2 separate regions of the Homo sapiens genome follow, and region 1 is linked to region 2. Evidence: chromatin contacts called from ENCODE POLR2A ChIA-PET data. All regions are on one chromosome and are shown on one strand. The core of a region is the stretch at or near the end of the contact, and the rest is flanking DNA. Distances in the headings are between cores, read along the strand shown. Region 1 overlaps TRAF3IP1 (TRAF3 interacting protein 1). Region 2 holds the start of PER2 (period circadian regulator 2).

Evidence for each region. ChIA-PET counts read pairs that join two places held with the same protein, here RNA polymerase II (POLR2A).
Region 1: POLR2A ChIA-PET joins it to region 2 with 13 read pairs in MCF 10A. The contact joins the enhancer-like site here to the promoter of PER2 in region 2. POLR2A ChIA-PET finds 5 or more read pairs at or near these places in 3 of 52 experiments (MCF 10A, activated T-cell and common myeloid progenitor, CD34-positive).

Annotation. Positions count from the first base shown.
Region 1 is chr2:238,387,137-238,391,916 of GRCh38, forward strand. All of the region lies in intron 15 of TRAF3IP1 (TRAF3 interacting protein 1), which reads left to right. Among named protein-coding and RNA genes, the nearest start is that of ASB1, 37 kb to the right of the region's middle. Within about 2 kb of position 2,900, at least 13 of the 41 ENCODE cell types and tissues checked have a DNase peak (open chromatin) inside an H3K27ac peak, as active enhancers do.
Region 2 is chr2:238,286,149-238,290,874 of GRCh38, forward strand. It overlaps PER2 (period circadian regulator 2), which reads right to left and starts at 2,462. Exons shown (of 23, transcript NM_022817.3): 1 at 2,201-2,462. LOC112268433 (a long non-coding RNA gene) reads left to right here and starts at 1,721. Exons shown (of 3, transcript XR_002959458.2): 1 at 1,721-1,749. RefSeq lists enhancers at 1,400-1,922, 2,007-2,901, 3,976-4,025 and silencers at 2,450-2,599, 2,940-3,209.

The DNA of each region.
Region 1 (4,780 bases), core at 1,650-4,149, 100 kb after region 2:
ATGATACAGACAGTAAGTCCCAAAGGTAGGAGCTACCCCAGATCTGTTGGGCCCCGGTCTGGGCAGTTAGCCCTCATCCTGTCCAGCTTCTCATACATCCATGCTAAAGGCTTACCACCCATGTGTAAGTAGATGTAAGTAATTCGTCTAATGAGCAGCGGTCTGTTATTTGGAAGGCTCCTTTTAACAGCCTATTCCTGACTTGGAGTAGCAGTTTTCTAGCTGCTGCCAGATAACAGTTCAGTAGTTATTATCTTCAGTTGTCAGATTGTAGAAATGGCATGGGAGTAGAGCTAAAGCTTCCTTTATAGCCTAGAAATAAGATAGTGATTAATGAAAAATAGTTGATGTAAATTTCTAAAACTATATGAAAACGGTTTGGCATTACATCATAAAGTTGAGAACACACACCCTTTGACCCAGTAATGCCACTTCCTGTTGCATACCCGACAGTCACGTGCTCATCTCTATTGGGACATATATAAGATTATTCAGAGTTGTATTTTTTTGTAATAGCCCTAGACAAAAAAAATAACCCAAATGTTGTCCGTCAGTGGCAGAATGGATGAATAGTGGTATTTCATTCATATAATAAAACACTATTCAGAAACGCAAATGAACAAAATACATGTAACATGGTTGATTCTTAAACATAATTTTGAGGCTGGGCATGATGGCTCATGCCTGTAATCCCAATGCTTTGAGATCTAAAGAGGAGGATCACTTGAGGCCAGGAGTTCAAGACCAGCCTGGGCAACATAGCAAGACCTTGTTTCTGCAAAAGTAAAAAATTAAAAAAATTAGCCAGGCATGGTGGTGCACACCTGTATCCCAGCTACTTGGGAGGCTGAGATGGAAGGATTATTAAGCTTAGAAGTCCAAGGCTGCAGTGAGCTGTGATTGCACCACTGCATTCCAGCCTGGGTGACAGAACAAGACTCTGTCTCAAAAAATTAGTCGGGTCCGGTGGCTTATGCCTGTTATCCCAACACTTTGTGGGGGCCAAGGTGGGTGGATCACTTGAGGTCAGGAGTTCAAGACTAGCCTGGTCAACATGGTGAAACCACGTCTCTACAAAAAATACAAAAATTAGCCTGGCGTGATGATGCGTGCCTATAATCCCAGCTACTCGGGAGGCTGAGGCAGGAGAATCACTTGAACTGGGGAGGCGGAAGTTGCAGTGAGCTGAGATCGCGCCACTGCACTCCAGCCTGAGGGACAGAGGGAGACCCTGTCTCAAAAAAAAAAAAAAAAAAGGATGTGTTTGCAGGCTGTTTTGCTTGTGTGTTCAAGGGATCCAACTTGACCTACATTCGAGATGAACATATGGTTTATGAAGAAGTTTGGTGATGGAATATTTCTGGATGAACAGGACACTTAGAATAATTATTCAGTCATTCTGTGCTTTTCTTTTGTAAATTGAATGCAGGTATTCCTCTGTTTATGAAGAACACAACTTTTTTTTTTTTTTTTTTTTTTGAGACAGAGTCCTGCTCTGTTGCCCAGGCTGGAGTGCAATGGCGTGATCTCAGCTCACTACATCCTCGACCTCCTGGGCTCAAGGGCATCATCTTGGCTCACTGTAACCTCTGCATCCTGGGCTCAAGCAATCTTCCCACCTCAGCCTCCTAGGTAGCCAGGACCACAAACATGCACCACTATGCCTGGATAATTTTTTATAGAGATGGAGTTTCACCACGTTGTCCAGGCTGGTTTCAAACTCCTGGGCTCAAGCCATCTGCCCGCCTTGGCCTTCCAAAGTGCTGGCATTACAGCGTGAGCCACTGCGCCCAGCCTAGAAAACAAACTTTTGACAGGTTGCATATAAATCAATTCCTGAGGTCATGAGAGAGTATGTTATTTGAAGCAAATACATACTCTTTTGATTTATTGCCCACCTCCCCACCCTACAATTAATCAGGCTTTTGTTTATTGGGTTTGCTTAATGTCGGGTAGAGCTCTGCTCAGGAGTGTGGCTGAGCAGTCACATCCAGCAGCGGGGCAGGGCAGCGGTCAGAGGCCTCCATTCCCATGTGCCCTGGATCCTGCTTCCGAGAGGGACTTCTGGCAGCATTAAAGACCAGACTTCTGAGACATTTTTTTTTACATTTTATTTTGTTTTAGATTTGGGGGTACATGGGCATGCTTGTTAATGGGTAGGGACTTGGCTTCTCGTGTACCCATCACCCAGTAGTGAATGTTGCACCCAGTGGGTAATTTTTCAACCCTCCCCCTCCCAACCCTCCCGCATTTTGGAGTACTCAGTGTCTATTATTTCCATCTTCATTTTTTAAATTTTATTTTAAGATATTTTAAAAATAATACTTTTGGCCGGGTGCAGTGGCTCACATCTGTAATCCCAGCACTTTGGGAGGCCAAGGTGGGTAGATCACTTGAGGTCAGGAGTTCAAGACCAGCCTGACCAACATGGTGAAACCCCATCTCTACTAAAAATACAGAAATTAGCCAGATGTGGTAGCAGGCACCTGTAATCTCAACTACTTGGGAGGCTGAGGCAGAAGAATCTCTTGAACCTGGGAGGTGGAGGTTGCAATGAGCTGAGATTGCACCACTGTACTCCAGCCTGGGTGACAGAGTGAGACTCCATCTCAAATAATAATAATAATAATAATAATAATAATAGTAATAATTCTCTTGAAGGATTGCAGTTGAAATTCAAATAAATCTCTAAGGTCAATAATGTGTATTTATATGACTTATAATCAATAACTATAAATTTAAAAATCACTAGAAGTGCAAATGCCCATGTTTCTGAGGACAAGTGTGTGTGTGGTAAAATGCAAATAAAATAGTCCCAGAAATAACTGTTCGCTTGAGAAATCTTGGAAGCATTTTCTGAAAAGTGTGTGCGCACGTGAGCACATGAAGTGGCCCAACGCTGAGCTGCCTTGCCAGAGGCCTTCCTGCCAGAAGGCAGCTGAGTAAACAGTCTTTAGCCCGCAGGAAAAGGGAGGCCAGCCAGGTAGGAGGCAGGAGGGGACAAGAGGGGTGACTTTGTGTCCCCTTGAAACACACGTGGGCTGCCACCTCTCTGTTTGCCTAACTTGGAGAAACTGCCTTTAGACACTGGATCCATGGTGAGGGTGCCACAAAAAGGTGCCGTGGGTGGTTCTGCGATGTTCACAGCAGACTTCCTCTGAGCTCAGGATCACCAACCTTTCAGCGGAGAAAAGAGCTTTGAGATGAATTTCATAGCTGTGGGTTATTTATATTCTTAAAATGGAGATGGAGAAGGAAGTGTGTCGATGAGGAAGGTAAATTACATTTTAATGAAAGAACTTGCCTGGACATGACAGCTTGTTAGGTGGTGCTGATAATATCTATAAATACTTTTTTCACTGTGCGCTAAAGTATTCCAAACATGCCTGGCTAAGAATGTTTCATAGCCAACAAGTTGACAGGAGGTAAAATAACTGTATCAGTGCACAGGAAAAAGCACCCATGCCTTGTCCTGGGGGCACTTGCAACTTGCTTCTTTCTGGGGAATAAATTTACGATAATGGTTAACATCTACTTGAGGGTTTACTATGTGTGAGGCACTGAACTGCTTACTTTATATTATCCCATTTAATGTTACCTGAAGGATAAATATTATTATTTCCATTTTCTTGTGAGGAAGCTGAGGTACAGAGAGGTCATTCCAAGGTCATAAAGTTAGGAGGTGGTGAGGCTGGGTTGTACCAGCCCCTGGAACCACAAGGCACTGACTGCGGGTCCTGCTGCCCCCGAATCCTCCTATGGTCTAGGTGGTTTTAGGTCATATTTTGTGTAATGACAGATTTCCTTTCCTTTTCTTTTCTTTTTTCTTTTTTGAGAAAAAAGGGTTTCGCTCTGTTGCCCAGGCTGGAGTACAGTGGCACAGTCTTGGCTCACTGCAACCTTCTCCTCCTGGGCTCAGGCAATCCTCCCTGCTTAGCCTCCTGAGGAGCTGGGACTACAGGTGTGCACCACCACGCCTTGGTAATTTTTGTATTTTTTTTGTAGAGGCAGGGTTTCACCATGTTGGCCAGGCTGGTCTCAAATTTCTGGCCTCAAGTGATCTGCCCACCTCAGCCTCCCAAATTGCTGGGATTACCGGCATGAGCCAACACACCCAGCCATGACAGATTTTCAATAATTAACACAGCAGGGGCAGTCATCTAATTCCTGTGTGGGGGTAATAGATCCTCAAACTACTATTGGATTAAAAGTCTTTAAAAACAAGGTTGTTTTTATCTGGAAAATTGTTGATATATCTACATGAGCAACATATAACTCGAGGTCTGTCATCAGAGAGGTGTGCTTTTTAAAGCAAATAATCACGGCTTGATGCGTTCACGCTGCCCCTGCTGTGTTAAATGAAAGCTTGAAAATTGCCAGAGTGTTGGTGTTTTGCAGCAATGTATTCCAGTGCCTTTATGCTAATAATAAAACCTGTCCTGACTATCACAATCCCAGCCCAAGTGTACTTATTTTAAAGTCTTAATCTCTTAAACATAAATTATAAGCTTTAAGATTAGTGTTCCAAATTCTGCTTGGTCCTGTGCAATAGAAATATGAGGAGTTTGGCCAGATTACCTCTTAGTGTCTTTTTCTACATTGTAACTCTCCAATTTTGTAAGATATTTGTTTATATTAGTCTCCTACCTTAAGGTCCATGCCCTAAACATTTTTATATTAGAGTTAACACGATGCCAAATGCACAGGAATTACTTGATAGTCATTATGAATGGGTTTTAATAGAAGTTTGAATTTCTTAACTAAGTCAATGAGACATTTA
Region 2 (4,726 bases), core at 1,212-3,711:
AAGTGTCAGCCTCCTAGCTCCCCGGTGGTCAGGGACTGAGCTACTCCGAATTGCAGGAAGCTCAGGCATCTGCTCCTCCTGTACCTGGTTTCTTAAAGAGTGGATTCTGATTCCTCTATGTCACCCCAGGAAGAGCACGAGGAACCCTTCGAGGCCGGTGAGGGTTCAGCACGGCAGCTCACTCTGTCTTGGGAACTACCAGTCTCTGAAAACCAAGTGGCCTTGACTCCTGTCACCAGTCACTGCTATTCATTTACTGCTTCTAATTTGCTCTAGACTTGGAGATATGGTAACAAACTTGTTACAAATGTGTACACGATGAGCATAATGAGTTGAAAGGAGGGCCTGGTCCCTAGGGGGGAGTGCGTGGGCTGGGGGAGGGGTCCATCAGAGGCCCCCTCTAGACTAATTCTCCCTTGGTTCCCAAGGTGGGCCAGCTTTCCAGAAGTGTGGCGACAGTCTCTGCCAAGCTTATGGAATTGTGTGTTTCTGGCTCCCTCTGCCAAACAGAGTAGTTTTCAAAAGGTAAAAGCACACCCAGAGCCTGTCTTTCTTCTGACTAAACGCCAAGTGGCCCTGCCAGCTGTTCAATGACCTGACAGAGCCGTGGTTTGCCGAGTCCTGGTGAAGTTACATCATCGCTTAAAAACAGCAGTGTGACTACCAGTATTTTTGAGAAAGTTCAGTGGGTACGAGAAGTAGTGCACAGGAGAGGAATCTTTCCTTTTTCCTTGTAAGCACTGCAGACGTGGCTCACAGGAGAACATTACTTGGCCCAAAGGCAAGAGCATATCAGAAGCCTCTGTCTCCTGCGAGAAACCTGGGAAAAATCATCTGTAGGGTAACAGAAAACCAAAAACCTGGGAATTAAAGTAGACCTCTGAGACTGCCCAATCTGAGCCCCTCCAAACAAACAAGGAAACTGAGGCCCAGACTGGGAGCCAGCAGCAGCCAGCTGGCTGACACAGGGCTCCCCCTTCCCACCTGGCACTCCAGTCTCCACAGAAAGCCAGGGCTGCGTTAGTTCTGTACCAATGAATCATACCAAGGCGACAGTGACAGATAACTGCAAACACCCACGGTGCCATCCCCGCGCTGGCACACCACACAGCTTCCACTCAAAAAAAACGGAGTCCCTTTCTTCATTATAGTCATATAGCACACAAAAATCAATTCACCTTGTATTTTAAAACTCAATTTCCAAATAAAGCCTTCAGGTAGAGTCCTGTTTTCTTCTCAGGCACACCCAGCCTGGGACCAGAAGCCCCAGGTGGGGGTAGAGGGTGGGCCAAGAAGTCTAGCAGTCCTGCTGTGCCATATACAGGTGAGAGGCGTCCATGTGGGGCTTTAGCCACCGTGTGGGGTTCTTAACACATTTCCCGGACTTAAGGCCCTTCCTCCCAAATTCCAGCCCACCCAGGATTCAGCACGCAAGTGGAGGCCATCACTGAACCTCTGAAGCTCATCCTGCCCCAGGACGATGGGAAGATCCTGCAGACAGCCTGGGCCTGGGCCTCAGTTTGCTCATCTGTCAGGCTGAGGGGTTACTCTGGGTGATTTTCAGGGTGCCTTCTGGCTCTGTTGTTCTGTATGAATCAGCTTTCCAAACGGGTTCCTTCTGTGTAGGTTACAGAAACCCTGGCAACCAACTCGTCATCCCTTACCCTGGCCTTCCTGAAGGGGGAAGCAGGCCACCTCCCACCCCCTGGTCTATGTCTGGGACTTGGCAGCCAAAGTACATCCCAGAAGGTAGGCGCGACTGCTGCACCAAAGAGTGGACACCCCCATTCCCTTCTATCCAGTCCGGGGAAAGGGAATTAATACAGGGTGGTCCAGGGGAGGCAAAGGGGCGAACATTAGAGGGTCTCCCCGCCCTCAGGTTCCCAGGCCTGGCTTGGCACCGGGACTTCCTTGTCCCTCTGATCACCCATTCCAGGAGACCCGTGGGTGTCCAGGAAAAGCTCCTAGATCAGCGCCCCTCCATGGCCCTTCCCCAGCCCAGGACTTAGCCCTGTGGCCTCAGAAGAGGCAGTCAGCTCCCCGAGGGTCCTCCAGATCCCAGGGCCGGCTGCGCTGACCCTTGGTTTCCTTGGCCTTCCCCATGCGAGGGGAGGGAGGGTTCCCAAAAGAGAATCGCCCACGGAACCGCAGCCCGCGCGCAGTCACTCGGTAGCTCGGTGCCCTACACACGCTGCCTCACCTTTCGGACCTCAGGCTCCTGAGCTGCGAAGCGGGGGTTCGAGTCCCCAACCCTCGGTGTCACCGCAGTTCAAACGAGCGCACCCTGCGCGCGGCTCGACCACTCTCCACCTGGGACAGGGCCAAGGGCACACGCCCCCACGCCGGCGCCGTTTCAAGCCGAGGAGTCCAGCAGCCCAAGGAACTTCCGGCGGCGCCTCCGCTGCCCGAGCCGGCGCTGGGACCCCGACCTGCCCGAGGCCCGCGCGCCGGCGGCGGTTACGTAAGCCGCAGCGGGGCCGCGCCGCGCCACTTACCGCCGGCCGCGCCCGCGTCAGCCCGTCCGCCGGTCCCTCCGCCGACTCGCGGCTCTGTCCGCCCGGCCCCGCGCCCGCCGCCGCCGCCCACAGCTGCACGTATCCCCTCAGCGCCGCCGCCTCCGCCGCGGCCGAGTCGCCGCTGTCACATAGTGGAAAACGTGACCGCGCGCGCCGCGCCCGCCCCCGGCCTCCGCCATTGGCCGCGACTCCGTCTCATCTGCATACATGAGGGGCGGGGCCTACGAACGCCGCGCGCCCATTGGTGGCCGCGCCCGTCGCTCTTTTTACATAAGACGCACATGGAACTCCATGTTCACCTCGTCGGTTCCTCAATGGAGACGCGGCGCGTTCGTGCTACCCGTCGTCCTCCCTAGTGGTCTCATCCACTTCCGGCGTCGGCGCCTTCCATTCACTACGCCCTCAAGCCCGCCAGCTCGGGGAGCGCGGAGTGGCGCGTACCATTGCGGGCGGGGGAGCTGGGCGCGGGGCTCCTGCGCACCTCCGGCCGGCCTGGCAGACCCGGCGCGCCGAAGCCGGACGAGGGAGACCTCCACCTCCGGCCACCGGCCAGAGGCGCGCCCCCAGCGGCCAGGGCCGCGGGAAAGTCCGCGCGGCATGCTTCATTCACGCATTCACATTCATTCATTTACTCATTCACTCACTCATTCATCGCGGGGCCCCGGAGCAGCCCAGGAGAAGGTGGCAGCACCGCCCTGCAGCAGCTCCGGGGGCACGCCCACCCGGGCCTCTGAGGTGCCTGTGGTCGACACTTGTCCCGGCAGCTACCAAGTGACCTTTCTTATTTTTGAGACCACGTGTTGCAATTTTTGGTTCAGGAAATAGAGTCATTGTTACTCTGGGGAGGTACAAAAGAAAGAAATGATGTTGTCCCTGCCCCCAAGCGCATCACTAGGGAGAAAGGACTATCTCATAAAAAGGAAACTTAATCAAATGCTAAATTGGGCGATGTGGGCTATAAATTAACCAGAGCTATCCCCACAGGCTCCGTGAGAAAGGCAGCACTTCCAAGGCGGGTAAGATGGGCCCTGAGAAAGGGACGCCTTACAACGGTGCAAGCCGTAGAGACGCAGGAGCCAGGGGTAGGAGGTTGTCCTGGGAGACAGCGCGGGACCCTGCATCACCTTGTTTCGGTAAGCATTGTGTGGGGCATGTGGAGCCTCTAAACTTCCATTTAAAGTGTCAGGAGAAAGAGTACAATTTCCCCGGGTCTGGGTAGAAGCCTGAGACTTACAGGACAGGAAGGAGCTTTCAGGCTCCCACGCAGCAGGCTCTGAATGTGTAGGCTCTCATGGGGAAGGCGAGACTGTCCAAGAAGCTGGAGCCCGCAGCATCTCTCTTTACTCTTCTTGTTCTTCTTTACCTGGACTCACCTGGGGACCAGGGATGGGACAGAAGGAAAAGTTATGAACCCACATCAGGAATTCCTGAGTGTGATAACTCCTTCTCTTCTACTTGACAAGGTGTGTGTGCAACTTCTCAGATGCAAACCAGGGCAAATACCAAGTTCATCGGGGCAGCCCTTCCCACAGAAGCCCCGGGAGGCCTGCATGCTGTTCACACACTCAGTCAGGTGGCCCCTCCTCCTGTTCCTCTGACATTGACACCTCGACACACTCCCCGCCCCCTCTCCCTAACACATACACACACAAATGCCAAGCAAACCCAGGCCCGGCTGCTGCGCCCTGCACACACCCAAAGGCTCTTTTGTTTCTTCCCTCCCATTGACGTCAATGGGGAGCTCCATTGTTCTGGAAACAAGAGTAAACAGACAGCTCATCCACACCTTACCGAGATTCTTCTTCATGCTTTTGCTGGGTCTTGCTCCATATTCAGCCTGCTACCTGATGTCACATTTCCTCCCTAAATGTAGCCTTTTTTATTTCCACCAATAAATCTGGTAGAAATATATTGAAATCAATTCTTTTAGAAATTATCAAGTGCTTTGGGCTCTAGGACTCTTCAGAATCTCATCTATTTTCAGTGATTCACAGCCAGTTTCTTCTTTCCTATTATTGGAAATTTGTGTACACTCCACAAATACTTGTTGACACCTGAGTGTTGAGGGGCATGCAAAAATACATCTCACTGCATCCCTGCTTGTAAGGAGTTGGTGATGTAGAAGGGGGGAGGAGGCAGATTCAGAGGCAATTTTGTCTAAGTTGTGGTGTGTAGGTCCTGAGGGAATAGGACAGCCATGGACAGAAGCC